Linked DNA regions of Mus musculus: region 2 is linked to region 1. A link is a loop called in an ENCODE intact Hi-C map of the cell type or tissue named here. Cell type or tissue: left cerebral cortex. All regions are shown on one strand. Each heading gives the region's core, and the rest is flanking DNA. Links, peaks and the distances in the headings are about the cores only.

Evidence for each region. A loop is a pair of places that touch in the nucleus more often than their neighbours do. Peaks named below come from ENCODE experiments on the same cell type or tissue, not always from the same donor. Only the 100,000 strongest peaks of a DNase experiment are listed, where the experiment ranks them.
Region 2: it touches region 1 in a loop (3-fold over the local background); 3 of 42 quality-filtered maps call a loop at or near these places.

Annotation. Positions count from the first base shown.
Region 1 is chr1:158,542,295-158,550,540 of GRCm38, forward strand. All of the region lies in intron 8 of Astn1 (astrotactin 1), which reads left to right. The region is part of intron 1 of Gm37679 (a long non-coding RNA gene); the gene reads right to left. Among named protein-coding and RNA genes, the nearest start is that of Gm37679, 8.0 kb to the right of the region's middle. In left cerebral cortex, for the core only: no CTCF peak of the experiment used is centred there; DNase peaks (open chromatin) are centred at 3,005 and 5,638; H3K27ac peaks cover 3,806 bases.
Region 2 is chr1:158,650,569-158,658,814 of GRCm38, forward strand. It overlaps Astn1 (astrotactin 1), which reads left to right. Exons shown (of 23, transcript NM_007495.4): 17 at 6,472-6,740. Among named protein-coding and RNA genes, the nearest start is that of Gm37679, 100 kb to the left of the region's middle. In left cerebral cortex, for the core only: CTCF peaks have their summits at 3,824 (motif pointing left) and 4,212 (motif pointing left); DNase peaks (open chromatin) are centred at 2,130, 2,281, 2,575, 3,722 and 2 more places; H3K27ac peaks cover 385 bases.

The DNA.
Region 1 (8,246 bases), core at 1,068-6,067:
TGACCTTCACTCTAGATTTCAATTGCTTACCCCCCACTGGACCCCTACAGAGACCTTGTTCTGCTTGCAAGTGTTTGAGTCCACAGAGGTTCATGTGCTTGGAATTTCAACCCATTGTTGCAGTGCTGAACTGGTGAAAACTTTAAAAGGTAGGAACTGTTGGAAGGTGGTCACGTCTTAAGGCAAGGTATCATGCTGGTCTTGCAAGCCTACTATGACCTTGAAAGAGTATGCTGTAATGGAGTGAGACATCCATATATTTTGTCTTTTCTTGACTGGAGTATATCCAGTACATATATCATAAAAAAGGTCTTCACTGTCTCTATCAACAATCTATTAACAACTATTGAATGACCTCCAACTTACTACAATTTCTATCTCCAAGTCCTTTTTCGTTGGAATCACTCTCAATGCTGCAGTCATGCAAATGTAGGGTTGGTCCACATGTTCCTTTCAAATCATCTATCCTTTTCACATTGTCCATGTGCAAAGTCACATATACTTTAAATGTTTGTCCTTCATTACCTGGTTTATTCTTGGTCAGTTTTACACTACAATAAAAGAATTCCATAGACTGTGTCATTTATAAACCATAGAAGATTTTTTTTTCCAGTATAGAGGCTGAAAGTCTAAAAGCACATGGTAGTAGATGGTAAGGAACTTTTTATACATAATAACACAGAGGAAGGACAAGTGACCACATCATGGAGAGTAAAATAAAGTGAAATCATATTTATAAGAAATCTTCCTGTGATAACTCATCCACACCTACGAGAACATAGCGACCCTCATGACCTAAGCTCTTGCTTAAGGCCCCCACCTGTTATCATCATGGCAAAGGTAATTAAATTTCAACTTTAGCTTTGTAGGGGGGACAGGAAAGCTGTGGCACAAGGCTAGTGAGCAGTCCATGTTTGGTGAAAGGTTAGCAGCAAGCGGGGGTGGGGGGGTGGGGGGGAGATGTATTTTTTTAATTGGTTGTTCTTGTTGTCAGTTCCTTAATTTCACAGGGTTTGTTAAATTCATTTCCAATGCACATCAGTGTGTGAAGCTGGGGTATGCCTTCTCTCCTTCCCTTTTTCTCCTTGTCTCCCTGACACTATCTTTCTTCTTTCTCTCTCTCTTATCTCCATGTATCTCTTTCTTTCTTACACACACACACACACACACACACACACACACACACACAAACACACACCTTATATACCTGCATCTCTGACAGGGATCAGTCTCAAGAAAGGAAGTAAGGAATCTCTTTATGCTTATGATGAAGCCCACAGTTGTCATAGAGCTGGTATAACATGCATAAAGGTTTAAGAAAGTTGGGTGCAGAGAAATTAGAAGCTAGCTTTAAATGTTTGTGAAACCAATGAATGGGTGACTTGAAATGAATAAACAAATATGAAGGAAACACCTAAATGGCAACTTACATATATATAGCAGAAGGAAATACAGTGGCTATGATGCATCCTTTACACAATTACAGAACCCAAATGCAGATGGGACAAAGGCTCAGCCTACGGCAAATGGGATCTAATAGAGTCCTCATCAGCTTAGCTTGGATCACTTGAGTGTGTATCTATGGCACAGATACAGCTAGATATTGTAGAAGAGGGATTTCTGGGAAGAGAATGTTCCTGGAATAGCTACAGGATATGGGGTGGAGGAAAACCGGGTTATGGATACATATTATCCTGTTCCCAGCTACCTCTAACTCACCCCACAGAGCTTTCCCAAGATGCTCATTTCTGTTCTCCTGTCAGCACTGTCATGATTTAAAAGCTTCTTCCCCCGAGGACCACAGCCAAAGGGAGAGCTCAGAGCAGTGAGTGTTCTTATCAGCCTTTGCACAGGACCTTAAACTTCTTATGGGCACGGGCTGCTCCTTATTTGGTTCTGTGATGTGCCTGCGATGCCACCTTCTTGTTTGGCCATAAAGAGTGTTTATATTAGTCATCCACAGTTACCATAAAAAATATCAAGTTGGGTATTGTGGCTTATCTTTGTAATTCCACACAGGAGGCAAAGAGGGGGAGATTGTCATGAGTCTGTGGTCAGCCTGGCTTAGAGAGACACCTCTCTCAAACAAAATAACACCCTAAAGCCAAAACATTCAAAACCATGTCTGGCCATTTAGCTTAGGGAACATTGTGGAAGGGAAAAGAAAGTGGAAAGATTGTAAAGTTGGGGAGGAAGGTCGCCAAACTGTCTTCTGGATACTGTACTCATGAACTCCCGACAGCTGTGGTTGTCTGCACAAAATCACAGCATTGCTTCACAGAGGAGAGAGGTGGCACAATGTCCTACCCCTAGCTGAGGAGACTTGGCAACTGAAGGTTGCCAGAGTAGAGATTGCCGATTTTCTTCAGGGAAGTGGCCCCTGGTAGGTGGCCTGTGCTACCATGGGTGGCCCTCCACCATGTGCTTTGAACAGCGTATGTTGGATTCAATGAATTAAAAAGGAAGAAATGAACTTGAGAGGGAGACATGGCTGGAGGTGTTCTAGGAGAAGTCCAAGGAGGAGTGGGAGTAAATATAGTCTAATACATTATATAGATGTACAAAATTCACCAAGGATAAATAAAGATAATAAATCAAAAAGAAAACAAACCTGTGAGTTAGACAACTTGATACTCATAAGTTTATTTGATTTGTTCACAGTTGGAGAGGCTACAAGACCCAGGATGTAGTTTCTTATGTAGCCACAGCTGACCTCCAGATAGATACACTCTCACTGTGTCCTTACACAGTAAAGGAAACTCTGGGACTTCCCTTCCTCTTTTTCTAAGGACACTAGTCCTGCTGAATAAGAGCTCAGCCCCATATTCCTTCTTAAAGGCCTTTTTTGCCAGAATAGTCACAAAGCGACTGAGAGCTCTAGCATCTGGATTTCAGGCAAGGCACAATTCATCCCACAGTACGGCAGCGTAAGCATTAAGTCAGAATGGATGAGCAGGGCTTGTGGCTGTCATCTCGCTGTGGTTGCTTTAGAGAGGAAGAGTAACTGGGATTTCTTTACCCTTCTGAGTCACTCCCTCTTTAGCACCCTCCACCTAACAAACACTCAGCACAGACTGCAAAAGAGCCCATCTCAGATGAGATGGCAAATCCCAAGGGAAAAGAAGGCAGGTGTTTCTCTTGCTGTGTGAGTTTGTACAAACCAGTACAGTGCTAGCTTTTAGTCATCTAGGCCATTTCTTCATGTCAGTCACACAGGGGGCCCATGGTGGACGTCTCTAGTGAGATTTAAGACAGAATTCTCACTCAAAATGTTTATCTTTGGAGTTTTTCATATACACATATAAATACATATGTATAGTATTCTGTGTTTATATACATTTATATATAATATATGAATAAAATATGAACATATACATGCATGTACAACATATAAATGTGCACATACATACACATATACATACATATACATTCATACACATGAACATGTGCAAGTGAGCACACACACACACACACACACACACACAATTTCTTCAAGGTAGTGTGCCGGTACTTGACTTACAAAATACTTTCTGAATCCTTCAGACCCATATTTTTAACACTATGGGGGTGGGGAGAGAATGAATCTGGATAAGATCAACTTTAATTTACTTCTTTGGGTCCAACTCAGATGCTGTGAAATATTCCCATTAGTAGCAGAAAACGCTGCCATTTGTTGGAGACCTGGTCTGTTCTTAACAAAGAATTTTACCCATGATTTGCTTACAGCAGCAGTTCCCAAGGTATGGGTTGAGATGCCTTTGGGGAACTGAACAGCCCTTTCACAGGGATCGCCTAAGACCATGGGGAAACATGGATATTTTTGTTATGATATGTGACAGTAGCAAAATTACAGTTACGAAGTAGAACTGAAAACAATTTTATGGCTGGGAGTCAGCACAAACTGAGGAATTGTATTTAAGGATCACATTAGGAAGGTTGAGAACCGCTGTCTTACATCACGCCCTCTTCATGGGTCACAGCTGCCATTTTACAGGCCATTGTAAGGTATTTTTAAATTATCAACCAAACAGTGGCGTCTACTTAAAATGTATGGCTATTACTTTTCCTAATGGCCCCTAAGTTGTAGATATAAATACTAATTCTGTAGTAAATGGAACTTGTAGATATTTCCTTCAGCCTAGCGAAGGTGTGACAATCAGGGAATCACCTTGGAGAGTTGATTTTTATTCCTGAGGCTCCCCTCAGAAGGTGGCATTATCACCCTGAGCTTGCGTCTGGCCACATCACCATGAGAAGATCAAATAAATTACTACCTGGCTCATGGTTATGTGGAGCCAAGAGTTGAGTCCAAGGCTGGGAGGCTCTGAAACCCATCCCCCAGCGTACTGCTCTCCTGAGGACTTAAGGAAGATCAGCTCTTAAGACTGTCAGAGCTAAAACAGGCTTCCCACTAATCCAGCTGGTCACACAGCTGATTAATGTTGAATTATCTGGGATCAGGTCTCCTGATGGCAGCTTGTGCATTATTTCCTCTTCAATGAACTCTTTCTTCCCAGCTTCGGACAACCACTTTTAATGGCCTCTAGGGGTTTCACGGTCAAATGTAAAAGGTGTTTTACTACCTGAAGTACAGAAAAATGAGGGTCTCTGGGAGAGAATACCAAAACTAATTATACGGGGTCAGGCATTAGTTTGCAGAGAGAGAAGAACAAACGTAAGGGGTATAACTTGGTAAACACACTGATATAAGATGTGTCCCTGCTCTAGGAGTATCTGTAAGATAACAATGTCATGAGGCAGGGTGTTAAGGACTTTGAAGTAGATATAACCAGGAAATTGGATGAAATAAAAGAAAGAGGAAGGCTGAGCACGTGCTATTGATGTATGGGCACCACAGGCATCTCTGCATTGCCTGGCTGATGGAGAAAATCCTGTACAACATACCTGGTGATGTGGGGTATGAATAACTGATCTCTGGGGGTTTCCCCAAGGCTTCTTTCCTCTATGCAGTTTATAGAGTGCTGCATCCACCCCAGTGCTCTTACCCACTGAGCCATCTCACCAGCCCTCTTCATTGTTTTCTACTGGCTTCTTTATTCTTCATTTGCTTCCCTCTTCAGCTATGCCCACCCCAGCCTTCTCTTAGCATTCCAATTTCCCTTCTGTGCTTTCCCTGCCACCACATCCTCGCACTCACTCCCCGCTCACTTTATCCCTCTGAGCATTCATCCTCATCTTCTCTTCCTCTTCTTTCTATGGAGCCTGGTATATTGCACGCCTCTGCTCTTCCTTCTCTCGGCCTCCAGAACAGAAGATGAAATTTGCCACTCTGACAAAGAGAACAAAAGCCAAAAGTCCCTACTAAAGTTACAAGGACAGCAATTTTTCTTTTTAGGGGATTTTAATTTTAAAATGAGAAAAAAAATTTTTTTCAGCCTCCTCCTCCTCCCCCAACCCCTGCTGTGCTCGCACTGCTGTGAGCCTCAGGGAAGGCTGGGAGCATCCAGAGAGGGACAGCCAGATAAAAAGCTGCTCCTTGGTTCAGAACATTTCTGCGCTCCTGTTCCCTCCCATCCTCGCTCCTTTTGACTGTGTTTGTCTGGGATCCAGGCAGAAAATGGTAGAATTAGCATTTTTAATAAAGGAAACTGGAGAAAAGGGAGGCAGCTCAGGAAAGCTGAAGGAGGGAAGGAAGCCCAAATCTACTGACAGTCAACACTCCCCTTTTAGAGCCAGAGAGAGCTCAAGGTGGGGGCAGGGGAGGCAAGCAAGAGAAGCCAGAGTTTGGAGTTTACAAGAAGTACTCAGGCTGATATAATTGGAGCTTTGAGCACAGGCAGAAACAGTTGGGAGGTGGGAAATTGCTGTGCTGGATTGAGTTTGGCTCAACTTGATACTGAGGCCCAGCTTTGTGAAATGGTTTCTAATTTAGCCCATTTTCTCTGTCTTCCTGGAATGAGCCATTATTCGTCCATTACCAGCAAAAAATCATGGTCCAAGCTAACCCCTTCTTTTCTTTTCTCCTCTTCCTCTTCTTCACTTGCTCTGTAGGAAAGCAGAAGAAATTCACCAGAGGCGGGGGACAACATGTACCCTTCATTTAAAAAGAGAAAGTGACCCCCACTTTCGGAGACCTGGTGTGACTGGCATCCTCTTCCCTCTTTCCCGTGTCACAGGCTATGGATGCAAAACTTTAATGGAGTTGCTAGGTTTGCGTTGTTTTGTGTGTTTGGCCATTGGACCTCCGCAGGATGAGGCTTAATTGGCTCTTTTCCTACCACTGAAAGGGATGGAAAATATCGCCAGGCGAAGGTTACTGTTTTCCAAAGAAAGTGGCAGTGATGAGATCTAATGCCTCTGACAGCTGGATAAAAAGTTGCTAAATAAGAATAAATTGAATGTCTAAGCCCACAGTCATTCAGAAGGTAACAGAAACCCCAAACACCGAAATGAAGCACCTTGTCACACACAGCATTCTTCTTCCACCACACTTATAACCCCATGGGAGTCAAAATAGTAGCAAATGTATTTCATTTTCTTAAACTCAATTCTGTAAAAGATCAGGACAAGTCAAAACTGGGTGAATACTCTTTTTTTTTTTTTCCTTTGACCTGAGTTTCAGCCTATTAAATACTTAAGACCTCTTCCTTGGTGCAGTGTCAACTGGGTAATTGCGGACATCTCACATATTTAGACTTGATGCTAATCCTGCAGCATTAACAAAAGAGTGACTGCCACAGCCAGTGTTCCTTACATATGGATTTGACCATTTTAGCCTCATTCAAACAGACAGTAGAATGTGTATGTTTGTATAAATTCTTATTTCCATCTGGCCTATATATCTTATTCCTGAAATTTGATTTCTTTCATCAGAAAGCTATCCTACCTTCCCTTGTTCTTGCAGTGATGACCTGGTATAGATACCAGGCATCTAAATGTTAAATAAATAAGATTAAAATAAAATATGTAAGATCCTTACATCAAAGAACATTTCTTAAGAACGGGGAGCAACAAATAGCTCTTAGGTTCTGTCAAGGAATAAATACCATCTCTGAGTTTAGGATCCAAAAGTAGGATTAACATCACTTGGATACTTAAAAGCACATTTAGGTTAGTTAGAGTGTGGGTTTAGACCCAGAACCAAGTTTCTCTGAGGGAGTGAGAAATTCACTTGGAAGGTTCTTTGTTACTATATCTAGCGCTACATTGTGTTTTCCCCTCATTTCTATTCATTTGAATATATGCCTTGACCTCCTTCTATTCCCATAGTGACACTAGGCTACACATTTGAGGATCTGAAAAGCACCTGTTTTCAGACATTGTCTGCATGTCCTTTCTCTTCAGAGGTTTCAAAGGGTCCTTGGCTTCTTTCCATTGACAGATTACATTATTTTCCCCAGTAGCTCTCCCCACATCACAGTTCTTGACTCTAGTCCATATGCTTGTTTCCAAAATGTTGCCTCCAATCCTCACCCCTATTCTTATTTTTATGCCCCATCTCTAACTGCTCCTGGATCTCTGTTCATGGAGTTGCTATAAGTATCTAAAATTAACCTGTCCAGAATGGAACACGAAGCCTACTCCCACATGGATATCTGCTCTAACTCCCATCATCTTGGCCCATATAAATAGCATCATTTATCCACCATCTTACCTTATAAATAGCATCATCTACCCTGCATTCTTCCAGATGAAAAAGTTGGGGACAAGTCTCCATATTCCTCCGCAATTACCCTATCCACTTTCTCATTCACATGCCTACTTTGAATCACCAGATCCAATTCATTCATATTGGAAATGCCTCTTGAAACTACTCGCTTCTTTTCTTTGCAAAGCTGTTGGACCCCAATAATGCTCCAGTGTCCTCAGACACTATTAATGCCTTTCTAATTACCCTGTCATTGTGCCCACCTCTGAAAGAGAGGAAGGGAGGATGAAGCCAGGGGATCCTTTTGGGGAGTGGAGGTATTGGTGGTAGGGAAGAGGAGAAAGAGAGGGAGGAAGGAAAGAGTAAGCAATGGGGATCCCTTTTGAGGAGTAGGGCAGTGAATGTGCACAGTTCCTTCAGGGAAGATGGTCCACTCATGCTGTGGGTTCTCAAAAAGAGAGGTATGAAGGCAAGGAGAGAAAAAGGAAAGAGAGGTTAGACTCCAGTCAGCCTGGGTGGTGCCCGGTAGGAAATGGGAAGCTGTGAAGAGCTTCCTGTGAGATTAATGGTGATGGTGTCACAGGAGTGGTTTTAGATAGGCTAACTACTGGCCTAAGGCCAAATCAGACCTCCCATC
Region 2 (8,246 bases), core at 1,118-6,117, 110 kb after region 1:
CCTCAGATTTTCTAACCACATTTTAAAAAGTGCTGTACTTCTGCACCAGAGCTGACTGTGCTGCATATTCCCATCTTAAGCCCAAATCCTCACTTCTCCAGTAAATAAACATGGATATGCACACATACAGTTTAAATGTTTGGAGAGTGAAATTTCTACAGTATTTACCTAAATCTTGGTAACCGAGTTGTCTCTGAACAATCCATTATACCTGAGAATAGTGGAAACCACTCAGTTACCCCACTATTTCAGTCAAATCTAGAACATTTCAAATGAACCTAGAACAACAGTGCTCCAAGTTAATTAAAGCTCAGATGTCTAGTTGGCATTTGAAGAAGACAGGACATAATCACTTTATATACAGCTCATTGGAAAAGGTTTCATTAGTCAATAAACACTCTCATCATTGAATAAATATTTGTTTTGGATACTATGAGGTATTGTACTGGAGAGCAAGGCAGTGTCACTCAGCATATTGTGATGTTGGCTGTAGGCAGAACAGGGTAAGTGGACAAGCAGAGTCAGAGTTAATGAATTGACAGACAGTACACTTGCTGGGTCCCAAGGACTGTTCAAGATTGACTTTGCGGTTTGCAGTTTTGCTTGTTTTGTTTTGGTGTTTGGAGACAGATTCTTGTACTGATCCCATACCAAAGAATGGCTCTAGACTTCTGATCTTTCTGCCTCTGTCGTACACGTGCTGTAATTTCAGGCATGTATCACCATGCTGTTGTGCTTTAGGTTGTATTGGTGAAGAATCAATCGGTCTAGACATTTCTACTTTTCATACAAGGAATTCTAGACTCTAGAAGGCCATGAAACCTTACCTAGGTCATCCATCTGAGAAGAGATAAAGGAAAGAACCTACAACCGAAGTCATCTGCAGAGTAGGTTTAAAACTGATAATTTCCTTTTATGATATTGTACATGGAGGAAAGGATACAGGCTGGGGTGAGAATGTAATTTAATATTAAATGAATGTTGGGGGCATGGAGAGGGAGGGAAGAACAGACAGACATACACATATTCAGTGAGAAAAATACACACACACACACACACACACACACACACACACACACGACACTCTTGTTGCATGTTGTTGTTTTGTTTTGTTTTTCTGAATACATCAGTCAGATGGGAACCAACGATTTTCATTATTTAAGTAGGTTGCTTGCTTGGAGCTACTAGGAATTGATGGATGAGAGCCGAGAACCTGGAGTGGTCCTTGTGTGCAGGCTGATCCTGGGAGAGAAAGAGGGGTAGGGGAGGAAGGGAGTTATAGGGAATTTGAGTTGAGCTGTTTCAGCAACTGGGGCATCATCTGTCCCTTCTGTCGAGCTGAGATGTGCAAAGAGGCTGCCAAGAGAGTATGGAGGAGATGGTGGCCACAAATAGGGGGACCTTGGGTATGACATCATGTAACCTGTATAAGTGGGTGCCCTAACAGGCTTTGCTACTTAGGGAAGAGAACTTGGCTGGAGTCACAGCCAAGTCACAGTTAGCTGCTACCACAGTAATGCCTTACATTTTTCACTTGATTCCTAGAGGACCTTGTAAGGGACAGGAGAACTGTTTGCCAAATGCTTGCTTCTATTTAAGCTTGATGTTTTGTAATCATTCATGCCTATGCTTGGAGCTTAGGATAATTATCCCAGGATACACAAAGAATGAAGTTATAGACAGAAAGGATGATGATAGATCTAGATACATCTAGATACACATATAGATACAGACAAAAGATAAACTAGGGAAATGAAAATCAAAGGTGAGAATGGCACTGTTCCTGACTTCAGGAGGCTATCATCAGACATCTGGAACAATAGGAATTGCTCCATGTATGTCCTTTGTAGTTAAGATTTGAGTCTCAGAGAATATGTGTTCATGACATGACTAGGGGTTCAGTTCAAGTCCCAACAGGCTTTCCAAAGTCTTTCCAAAGATATTAACCACTTGAAGAGACTGACTGGAACCTATTTTAGGGTTATTAACAACAATCCAGGTTGGGTTCCTCTACTTGGAAGACCTGAAATGAGGGCAATGTGAGTCAGATAACTTGGAATGATGGCTCACACAGTAGATAGGGGTAAATGTTGGGGTGAGTCCTGTTGTACTGGCTGTGGGTGGGCAGTCTTCCCGTACAGCTTGCTGAGCTGTACTTCATTGGCCCATGTCAACCTTCTTTGCATGTATCTGAAGCTCTCCCCCAAAGCTGTAATCTGATTAGTTTGCATTTGATTTCTTTGCTGCCTAATGAACTGCCTGTGTAGTTCTAGCTGTGATGTCATTAGCATCTCATTGCCTTAGGCACCAACTCAGGAGAGAGATTTTTAAGCAGTCCTCAGAATCCTACAGGAATTGTACCAATTTACTTCACAACAAGTAATTCACCTTTGTGACCTGTGAGTTCACACAGGCAGAGCAGAGCCTGCATGAGAAAGACTTGGTCACTTTCATCATTGTAATACGCTTCTGAATGGAGGTGGGTCAATATGTACATGCCTAAGGCCATGTGCACATACACAGTGAGATTCTGAGCATTAAGGATGCCAATATTCTCATACCATGATATTCTATTGGGGAAACTCATCCACTGTATGCTCGAGGATACAGATTTAGCCTAAAGCAAATGGCACTTATTTATAGCAAACTGTATTTGCAAAATGCTTTGCAGTTTTAGGGTTGTTAACTACATTCCAGGTTGAATATTCCTCTATTTGTAAGAAAGCTAAGTGTTACAGCCAGACAGGAAGACCTCCCTGAGAACAAAAGCATGGATTCTGCAAAACTAGTGGTGAGGAGCCATAAGTGTATTGGTTTGATGTTGTTGTTTGGTTTGGTTTGGTTTCTGTTTGTTTTTTTGTCAGATGACACACTTGCCGGTCATCATCTTCCAAGACCTTAACTGTAAATTGTTTCGTTTGTTCAAAGACTGCGTGTCTACTGAAGTAGATAGTTACTTTCCTAAGAAGCATCACGGTATTTCAGATACCAGGATCATCTCTACCTAGGTGCCAGAGGATGGAGAAATATTCCAAAGATGGCAATAGGAGTAGCCAATAGGAAGAGGGGGTCCACTGAGTCATAGGCGATAAAGTGGCTTTCCCTCTTCCCACCTTTCCACCAGCAGAGAGCAGGCTCTCCTGAAGAGCTTCATATCTGAGCTATTCATTCCCTTGCAGTGAATGGTGGCATTCTCTTTGGGGTAAGGGAGATTTATGTGGGCTTTCATCAACGGACTCCATCATTTTAAGGAGTATTTCCCAACTGTATCTTTAACTGCACATAGAAAATGCATTTCCTCTTTGAAAAATCTCTCTCATGCACATGTCTGTTCTTGGCTGGAGACTGAATAGATGGCTTTGGGGAGTTTACTGTTCATTGCTCTGTATAAATCCAGCCTCTTTCTAGACAGTTCCATCTCATGTGAGCATGATGTTAGCGAGGTATACTGGCCTTGGCCTGGGCCTCCAGCAGGGACCTGATATGTGGTCCTGATTTGGGGGCTGGGGGTGGAAGATGTAGACTAAGGTCCTGAAGAAAAAAGCAAAGCAGGAGCATTTGGAAACCCCTATCATCTCTGCCTCCTGGCTCTTCTCAGTCACCCTACTGTAGTCTCTAAACTTGCCAAGACTGTAGGGTGGACGAGTGTTGACAGGGACTAACTGCATCTTGAATTTAATTGGCATTGCCAGAAGACAGCAACAAGGGGAGCAGCCCCTCTTGTTCACAGCAATTACAAGCTTTAATGATGGCCAGCTGGAGGGCAGGGAAGTTAATGCCTTACAGAGGACTCACGTTACAGTGCCCCCTGGTGGTATATTTCAACACAATTCACCTAGATAGTGACCTAGGAAAATTTGCTTAAAGGTGAAAGAAAAGAAATACGTTGGCATATTACTTCACATTTGAAGTAACTTTTTTTTTACTCAAAATTAAGGATATTTGGAGAGAATTCTTTTAAAAAATTTTTCTTGTGAGCTTTTTTTCAGTTATCCTGTCATTGTCACCTGGATTTCATATTTTTTCGTGAAGTTATGAGGTATATAATTTGTAATTGTTTTGCTTTTTAGTTTTTATTGTATGTTAGGAAAAAAAGAGCCATAAAAATGTTGAGATACCCACACCACCCTTAGGATTCTGAAATTTTATTTTCTCTGGTGTGGTCTCACAGTGCCGAACATAGTCATTTTCGATCAACTACCACCATCTAGTGATCATATTGTAGGTTTGCAAGTGTTCCTAATGGAGTCTCAACAAAGGAGGGCTGTGGCTCCCTACAGAAATGTCTCTGATGATAATGTGATTAGAGCCAAAGAGGAAAAGGCTCCCAACCTCATGAAGATTCTTCAAAGATACCAGATATTGTCCAAAGACCTTACTCCACCTCCACCTACTTTGACCAGTCACTCAGCAGTGTGAAGAAGACAAGAAATCAGATCAAAAAATGGGGTGCAGAAAGGCTTGGCTGGTCTATGGACTTTTCAAATGCTGCTAGCAATCTATTCTTAGCCTAAGATAAAGTGTGGAGCTATGACTGAGATGCAGAGGCCTAAATGTTCATAAGGATAAATCCTTGGGTGAAGTGATTTGAGGTTGGTTAGTCTGCTCTCTATCTGATATTATCATTTTTGACTTTCGATGTGTGTGTGTGTGTGTGTGTGTGTGTGTGTGTGTGTGTGTGTGTGTGTGTGTGTGTTTGTGTGTGTGTGTGTGTGTGTGTGTGTGTGTGTGTGTGTGTGTGTGTGTGCGCCATTGTCTAGTTTTCCTATAATCCAGGAGGGTCTGTAGCTCAATCCTGGATCTATAGTTAAGTAAAATATAAATGTTAAATAGACTGACTCCCATAGTCTCTGAGTGTGTCCTGTGCCTTCACACACAAGAGAAGTCACATTCCAAGAGTAGCTGGGTAAGAGTGTCTCGTTCACATAGTGCTATTCATTTGGGAATCAAAAACAGTGGGAACCTCACTGTATTAGTCAGGGTTCTCTAGAGTCACAGAACTTATGGATAGTCTCTAGATAGTAAAGGAATTTATTGATGACTTACAGTCGGCAGCCCAATTCCCAACAATGGTTCAGTCGCAGCTGTGAATGGAAGTCCAAGGATCTAGCAGTTACTCAGTCTCACGCAGCAAGCAGGCGAAGGAGCAAGAGCTCGAGCTAGACTCCCTTCTTCCAATTCTGGATTGTAGTTCATTCCAAATATAGTCAAGTTGACAACCAGGAATGGCCACTACACTCACCATATTCCCACATGGGCCCATGTTACACAGCAAGTTAAGAGAAGGCCTAGACAGTGCTCCCAATACCCCTGAGGAGAGAACATGTGCTTTTCTAAGTCAGTGAGTCATATCACCCAATGACCTCCTGGAACCACTTTGTGAGACCTTTCAACCAGTTCAGACCATGTCCCTTCAAGTATGACATTCTTAATGCACCCAGTGGAGACCAGAAATTCTGTGTACCCACCATCTCTGAAGGCACAGCAGTCTCTCCAAAATCATTTCCTGTTTGGGACACCAACTGTCAGAAATAGCTTATGAAATCTGGAGGATTCTGCCCACAGAGTCCTTTATAGATAATGAGTTAAATGGGTAAACAGGAGGACTGAAGGAAGAAAGAGAAAATGGTGCTTTCTTGTGTGGGGAACAAACCATTATTCTCTAGTAGGCTCGTCTCATGTTTGTCACCAAAAATAGATCAAGAGTTTGTGTAGCTAACTTCTAAGTGGCAAACAACAGTGAAAAAAATCTTTCTGAACATGACAAACTTTCCTCTGCATTCTCAACACATGAGTTAACTATACAGCCAAGAAATGCTGGCTTTGCTCTATGACTTAAACACTTTGGAGTCAGATAGCACTGGGTTCAAATACCAAGTTTCACAATCTGCTACCTTTGTGACCTTGATGATATTTTCCTTTCTTGGTATATAGAAATGGGTACAATGGTAGACTTTTGGCAATGGTGAGGATGGTAGAAGGAGATCTCGAGTCAATCCCAATGCCCTAGAAAGGCTCCATAAACCTCAGTTGTAATTGTGACCAAGAATGTGGTGCTGAGTGCTGCCTGCATGTTAGAAATCATGTGTGTCTTCAAATCATTTTGTTATTCATCCATTTAATAACACTAGAGGTGGGAGCTATGAAGAAGCCAAGGCATAGAGTGGTCACTGCTGCTATCATCTGCTTTCTGGGAATTGGATGTATCACAGACACATCCCTCCATGTGGATCAGTGGAGCCAGTGATTCTCAGAAAAGAAACAACCTATTCTCATACTTGAAAGGCCATTTCCAACTCTCTATGTCACTGGGAAGATGTGTGCCCCTAATTAAGAAGAGTGACAGTGTTTCCTTTCTCAGTGGCACTTTCCAAATTCTCAAGGTTAGACCTCAGAACTCAGGAGCCACCAAGTCATGGCAATCCTTGCTATCTTGCCTCCCTCACTGTTCCTCTTTCTTGTGTCTGGCAGGCAACTCTCCATCTGATGAGTCGGAGGAGCGGGAAAGGGATCCCAAGGTGCTGACATTCCCAGAATACATCGCTAGCCTGTCAGACTCTGGCACCAAGCGAATGGCAGCTGGAGTCCGGATGGAGTGCCAGAGCAAGGGACGGTGTCCCTCATCCTGTCCTTTATGTCATGTGACATCCAGCCCTGAAACCCCTGCTGAGCCAGTTCTACTGGAAGTGACCAGAGCATCCCCCATCTATGAACTGGTGACCAATAACCAGACCCAGAGGGTAAGAGGGCTGAGATGCTTGGTTCTGGAAGGTACCAAAAAACAAGAACTTTCTCCACACAGCAACCCAGCTGCAGAATCGTTTTGTTCAGCTAAGAGTGGCACCTAGTTTGTTTAGATTTGCATGTTTACATATTAAGTCAAATCAAATCAATGCGTTCTTTAATACCCACAATAATACCATCCAGGTGTCACTATTGAAGTTGAGGACAAAGGGCTGGAAGGAAATAGTTAGCAAAGCACATGCAATCACCAAAGTCATTGTAATACCTTTTCCAAGGGGGCATGGTATAAGGACACTCATCTCTGTCTCCCCCCACCCCCTTGGAGCAGGTGAACCAACCTAACTGATCTCCCAACCTAGAACCAACTGCATCTTGACTAGAAGGGCATGTAAAATACAGGTCCCAGAGGAAGGCCCTATCAGCCTCAGCCTGGAAGGTCCTGGTACCCTGCTCATCACAGGCTTAAAGGACAAAACACATCTGTGCTGTTCCTCCCATGTTTTATTATGCTGGAAAGCCATGACATTTCCCAAACATTCTTTTTTTCTTTACCTCTCTGTCCCTAAAGCTCTTAGGAGAAAATGTGTGATCCCGTAAGATTCAGGTGCGGGGTTGGGAGGAGCAGAGACAGTGAGTGACTTCTTCCTTTAGCCTACAGGCTATATAGTAAGGCAGCATACACACAAATACACCAGCCATGCCAAACTTGAAAAAGAAAGGCTCCTGAATGTGAGGTTTCTGAGACTATCTGCAAGGCGAATGCCAGGGGAACAGCTTACCTGAGGAGCGAAGGCCCATCCAGGTGGGGTGATAATTGCTTCCTTTTTTCTCTTTGAAGAGACACCTGGTGAGTCACAGTTGGTTTCATAGGTGTTGCTCAGACTCACAGGAGGAATTGTGCATGTGTGTTTCTCTCACCTACCCACCTCTTCCATAGATAATTCAGTGAGTGTTTGAAAATACAGGTTTTTCCCCCCACAGAAACAAAAAGACAAATGGTTCCTGTTGGCCTACACTTTCATCCTGAATCTAAGATGGTTATGGGGGGAGAATTTGGAGAGAGGGACTTGAAAGAAGGAAGGACTTGGTTCATTGGACACCCAAAGGAGTGGTGGTATTAAAACAGGACTACCCTTGCCCACTTAACATCGTACCCCCTCAAGTTGCTGCATCTGATAACCAAGAACTTTCTGGTTCACCAGTCTGGATACAGGAGGAGCTGTGCTCCAGAGGGTCATCCTTCGAATTAGAGTGTACAGAGCTATAGAACAGAGAAGAGCTCAGTGAGAGACAATGAACTTGGGCTATCAATCAAAAGCATGATGCTAAGGAAGCTCAACCCCAGCAGCCCCTCTCTGGATTCCCTGTTGCTAAACACACTTGCACTTCTCCTGCATCCTTTTCTCAGGAAAACACTGCCCATCTGGCCCCCATGCTAAGTACTTTAGTTTCTAAATATATACAAGCTAGTCTAAGATGGAGTTTGCTCACTACCGGCAGAC